Linked DNA regions of Homo sapiens: region 1 is linked to region 2. The links are chromatin loops, found by intact Hi-C in ENCODE. Cell type or tissue: pancreas. All regions are shown on one strand. Each heading gives the region's core, and the rest is flanking DNA. Links, peaks and the distances in the headings are about the cores only.

Evidence for each region. Peaks named below come from ENCODE experiments on the same cell type or tissue, not always from the same donor. Only the 100,000 strongest peaks of a DNase experiment are listed, where the experiment ranks them.
Region 1: it touches region 2 in a loop (3.0-fold over the local background); 3 of 110 quality-filtered maps call a loop at or near these places.

What each region holds. Positions count from the first base shown.
Region 1 is chr17:27,472,827-27,475,738 of GRCh38, forward strand. The region is part of intron 1 of KSR1 (kinase suppressor of ras 1); the gene reads left to right. Among named protein-coding and RNA genes, the nearest start is that of KSR1, 18 kb to the left of the region's middle. RefSeq lists enhancers at 1-540, 762-811, 832-1,161, 2,575-2,912. In pancreas, for the core only: no CTCF peak of the experiment used is centred there; a DNase peak (open chromatin) is centred at 1,485; H3K27ac peaks cover 1,166 bases.
Region 2 is chr17:27,413,706-27,416,617 of GRCh38, forward strand. LOC105371705 (a long non-coding RNA gene) reads right to left here and starts at 262. Exons shown (of 2, transcript XR_001753055.2): 1 at 149-262. In pancreas, for the core only: no CTCF peak of the experiment used is centred there; no DNase peak of the experiment used is centred there.

The DNA of each region.
Region 1 (2,912 bases), core at 320-2,819, 59 kb after region 2:
AATGGAAGGCCAGAATCCTGGGAATGTATCAGTAATAACTCAGGGCCCTATCCCTTCCTCCCACAGTTATGGCTAATGTGAAGTGGACCTGCCCAGGTTTTTTGAGACAGGGTCTCGCAGTGTTTCCTAGGCTGGAGTTCCATGGCACCATCATGGCTCACTGCAGCCTCTGTCTACCTCTCTGGCTCACCTTCAGCCTCCCAGATAGCTGGGACCACAGGTGTATGCCACCATGCCCAGCTAGTACCCAGGTTTAAGGCAGCAAGATTCTGACAGCAGTTCTCTCAGTTAATTTCTCAGTAATGATAACTTTATGAGCCCATGTAGGTGATGAAATAAGGCCCAAAGTCACACAGTAACTGGTGGAGCTGAATTGTCTGAATTTCCATTTGTGTTCATTTCATTGCCCTCTTTAGAAATTTGCTTGATCTTGGGTCTTGTTCAGGGCAGAAAGAGATAATACAAGGCTTTGGTGATGCTTAGCATTTTAGAAGAAGTAATGCTGGGTGGAAATGGATTTGGCAGTCTCGTTTTTCGCATCATTGGAATGGGAGTCCCTCACAGTTGGAGACAGGATGAAGTAACAGAGCGTGGGGATCTGGATTAACAGGTGGCCATTCGCAGAAAGGAGGCTGCAAAGCAAGAGGTGGGGGCTTCTGGCTGAGCAGGAAGGTGGGAGAGGGGCATCCTTGTGAGGAGCAGCCTGTAGGGCTGGGGTTTGGGCAGCAGGCAGGCAGAGGACTTTATCTGATCACCTCAAATAATTTTGCCTCTGCTTGGAAGGGTTCTAGCTACAAAGGCAACATAGCAGGTAGTGCTTGGGTGTGATGGTGATAGGCACAGCGGTATTTTAAATACTGGTGGTACATTTTAGGAGAAAGAAGGTGACGAGTCCCTGGGGAGAGTCCCTGTGGTGGCCATGACTCACCGTGGCACAGGGGACAGAACAGAACAAGGAAGAATCCATCAACGAATGGAAACTTGTCTTTTTAGGGGACAGGAAGCTTTTTTTGTGTGGTTGGCCTGGTGGCTTATGAGGAGAGGTGAACATTTGAGACAAAACCCCAGGCCACTCTTCCAGCTGCATCTTTGACAATTTTGAGAGTTTTAGGAAGTAGTTAAAAAAAGAAAAAGAGAAACCAAAAGCCAAAGACCTCGTTTACTCACAATACCTGTGTACAGCCAGCCATGTGGGCTGCGATCGGCCATGTGTCTAGAGGAAACTCCTTCACTTGCATCCCTCCCTCCTAGACCCCTAAACCAGAGGGGGCTTTTGACTATTCTTAGAAGAAGACTTAGGCGGCCTCAAATGACCAGACCTTGTCTCAAGCATCTAACAGCTTAGGCCAAACTTCCTCTCTGGCCCTGTTTGGTTTAAGCAGTTTCCTGGTCTGGCAGGATTTGTTATCTTAGCACCCAGCTTGTCAAAGCCGTAGTGCTACTTGTTATAGCAAACAGGCCCCTGTCACCCTGTGGCTGCAAGCCAGGCAATGCTTATGTTCCAAAAGTCAGACCTGCTGTTCTTACTATAAAGCTCTGCTGGACCATGGGTGGCTTCTATCTTTGGATGTAAGGATGGGAGGATGAGCAGCACCTCATGCTGTGTAAGAGCACAGGTTCTGGTGGTTGACAGCCTGGATTCAGGCTGCACTGCCTTTCTGGCTAGCTGTGTGTCTTTGGGCAAGTTGCTTACCCTTTCTGAGCAATAGTTTCCTCATCTGTGAAATGGGGATTATAATGGGGTCGTTTTTCATAGTAAGTAAGATGAGCCATGGAAAAGCACAATGCCTTGTGCAGAATGAGAATATTTTTATATTATAATATTACTATTTATTTTATCGACAAGTGTTTAATTAGCACCCATTAGGGACTGGGCACTATTCTTAGCTCTGGGGAAAATAGCAGTGAACAAAATGGACACAAATGTAGACCTTGTGGAACTTACGCTTCAGTGTTGGGAGGAGACATTCAGATGACAAGTAAATATCACCTGGAATCCCAGTTACTTGGGAGGCTGGGGCAGAAGGATCACCTGAGCCAGAGTTCAAGACCAGCCTGGGCAACATAGCAAGATTCCCATCCCTAAAAATACCACACACACACTAAGGAAAATGTGTTATCTGTTAAGTGGTAAAAGTGCTGTGGAGAAAATGAAAGCAGGGAGGGGTGCCTAGATGGTGGTATAATTTAAAGTGAGGGGTCAGGATGGGTTTGCAGAGGAGGTGATATTTGAGTAAAGACCTCAAAAGGGTAGAGAAGGGCTCCATGGGGATACAGCTGGAAAAGAGCTTTGGAAGCTGAGCTCATGTGGAAGCCAAAGGGGAGTGAACCAGGGTTGTTGGAAAACCCTGGGGCCAGGGGTGAGGCCACAAGGGGCCCTGGGCATGACATTTAGGGAGGTGCTTGCTTTCCAGTACCCACTGCACTCACGGGTCTCTGAGCACAGGTGTGAAGGAGGGAAGAGTAATGAGAAGAGAAGGTGGTGAGAGGTGCTGTGTTTATGTGGGCTCTGCCTCCATCCTGTAGGATCCACAGGTGATTTTGAAACTTATGTCTTACTAAAAAATGGAGTTTTGGGGCTGGCACACTAACCTACTGACTTACAGAAAGTCACTTTCTGACTGCGTGGGCAGGTGACAGAGCGCTGGCCCGGGGCAGGCTGAGGCTCTGCCACTCACTGAGGGCGTCAGGTGGGTGAGCCATGTTTATTCATCCAGCAGCTTTTACAGAGCTCCCACGGCAGGAGATCATGCTGGCACCTGCCCGGTATTACTCTCTTCATCTATGACACGGGGACAGCGATGCCCTTCCGTCCACCCCATCCTTACAGGGGTGTTCCTCCTGAGGCAAGAATGCAATAGAAAAGCAAAACAGAATGTATGAGGCTATTTGCATTATCCATAATACAGAAA
Region 2 (2,912 bases), core at 318-2,817:
CATACTCAATGACTGCTCTCCTGTCACTCCAAACCCTTCCTCTTCACAAGCTGATATTCTACATTCTGTTTCTCAGTTTCTATCATCGATAGATCTCTAGGCCCTTCTTCCAAATTCACTGAGTATCTACAGCCAACCTATCCAATACCTGAGATCACACCAAGGTATGGTGTGGCCATGTTCCATGCAAAAATGTTCTTTGCCTTCTACTCCAAGACATTCACTTGTCCACACCCGTAACTGTGCTGCTCCATACTAGAAGTCTGAAATTGTAATACTCCACTCTTGGCCCATGACTTCCTTTTTCAGTTCCTCTTCTCTGTCATTTCTACTTAGGAACTCATCAAGACATCCAGACTCTTTTTTGTTGTTGTTGTTTTCTCTTTTTTTCTTCTAATGCATGTATCTCATTTAAGATGTCCAGACTCTTGAACTTCTCACATCTCCTCCCAATTTATCAGCCGCTCTCTTGCTTCCTGCTTCCCTTTCCTAGCTAGCCCAAATCTCACGGTGAAGCGCATGGGCTTTTTTCTTCAGCACTTTCAACTTTCTCATTTCCTTATTCCTCTGGGACACAAAACTTGTCTATTGATCATCCAAATTCTTTGAACAAACAAACATATTTCAGGGTAATGGTAGCATCAGTCCCAGCTTACAACTTTATTTTTAGATACAGAGTCTCACTTTTTTGCCCACTACTGGGCTCAAGCGATCCTGCTGTCTCCATCTCCCCAAGTGCTGGGATTGCAAGCCATGAGTCACCATGCCAGGTTCCAGCTCACAACTTTCTATGTGACCTCACGTATGTTACTTAAACACTTAAAGCCCCGACTTGTGCATTTATAGGTTGGGATAATACCTACCCCTTCCAGTGCCATTTTAAAGATTTCATATAATACCTTGCACAAATACCTATGATAAAACTATTTCCCCACTCAGAACAGTGCCCAGTAGAGCTGGCAAGTCAGTAACTGTGGTTCCCCCACCTTGCCCTCTCCCTAGCAAGCTCACTTTCCACCTGCCCTGTAATTCCCTTCCCTGTTCTCTTTCATGTGTCTACGTGCCTGTCTCTTCCACTGGAATCGGTTTCTCAACAGCAGCGCTATTGACAGCTTGGGCAGAATCATTCTTTGCTGTGGGAACTGTCCTGTGCATGGTAGAAAGGTTAGCAGCATCTCAGTCTCCACCCACTAGATGCCAGTAGCACCTTCCAAGCTGTGACAATCAAAAATATCTCCCGAGATTGCCAAATGTCCTCTGAAGGACAAAATCACCTCAATTGAAAACCGCTGCACTAGAGTAAAGGCTATCAAACTTTTTGGAACGAGACCTGCAATAAGAAACATTTTGTATATGTATAAACACACACAGTATGTGAAATAACTTCCTTAAATCATTCTTACCCTTACAATGTCCCACTCTGATATGTTCTATTCTGTTTAAAAAAACACTGACTAGACTGAGCCTCCATAAGTATAGTAATCATATCTGTTTCATCTTTGCACTCACAGTACCTAGGCAAATTGTGTGGCACACAAGAGGAACACAAATACTTGTTAAATCACAATGAATCACTCTATCGCCTGCTTGCCCAGATGTCTTAACCTGGCTTTAGGAAGACAGAACAGATAACAGGGATGAGGCCCCGGCTTTTCCCAGGAAGATTTGGCAATACACTCTTTATTTAGAAGCAGGGGCACTGACAGGACCTAGGGATGACTGGGGGCTTGTCACCTAAACAGCAAGAAGAGCAAGGAGCCTGGTTTTATGCCTTCAAGCCTGGGAGGATGTGGCCAGGGCTCCACAAGGCCCTGGAGTTGGGGGAGGGGGTGTGTGCTGGCAGGAGAGCAGATCCACCCTCCTCTTGAGGAAGCAGCCACCACCCCCAAGAAGCAGCAATTCGGGGCACACAGGCAGAGTCCCCGCGTGCTGTAGAGCAGGGCCAGCAGATCTGCACTCAACCTCAGCCCCGAGGGAGCTGCAAGACAGATGGAGACCCTGATAGGTTTGGCTCTGTGTCCCCACTCAAATCTCATCTGGAATTGTAATCCTTCTGTGTCAAGGGAGGAACCTGGTGGGAGGGGATTGGATCTGGGGACAGTTTCCCCTGTGCTGTTCCCCGATAGTGAGTGAATTCTCAAGAGAGCTGATGGTTTTAAAGTGTGGCACTTCCTCGTTCTCCACTCACTCCCTCCTGTCACCTTGTGAAGAAGGCTCCTGCTTCCCTTTCACCTTCTGCCATCATTGGAAGTTTTCTGAACTGCGAGTCAATTAAGCCTCTTTCCTTTATAAATTACCCAGTCTCAGGTATTTCTTTATAGCAGTGTGAAAACAAATTAATACAGACCCCTTCCCTGAAATGCCTTCTCCTTAGGCCACCAGCTGCCCTGATGCTCCTCCTCTGCCCCCTGGTCTTTCCTTCCCCCTAATTAGGCCCAAGTGATCCACATGGCCAGGCCCAGCCCCATCCTACTGCAGGCCTGTGTGGCTGCTGGAGAGGCCGGGCTCCTTTCCTCACCCCGAGGCTGCCTGATATGCTCTCTGGATCCTGGAGGAAACTTACCCCCTATCCTTATACTGGTGCAACTTCTTCCAAGACCTCAAAGTTGGACAACGTGAGCCAGTCTTTTTTCTTGTCTCCACTTGCTAGGGCTGTCACTGGGACAGTCCTGGGGCGGGATGGGGTGGAGGGGCAATGGATGAATGGATGGATGAATGGACAGTAGTCCAGGGAGGATGTCCCTGTCTGTCCTGAACTGGGCCCTTCCTCCAATGAGAAGCCTTCCTGAGTGAGTTTATACAGTCAACCCTTGGTATCCATGGAGGATTAGTTCCAGGGTCCCCAGGGATGCCAAAATCCATGGATGCTCAAGTCTCTGATATAACATGGCCAAGTATTTTTTATTTTTTAT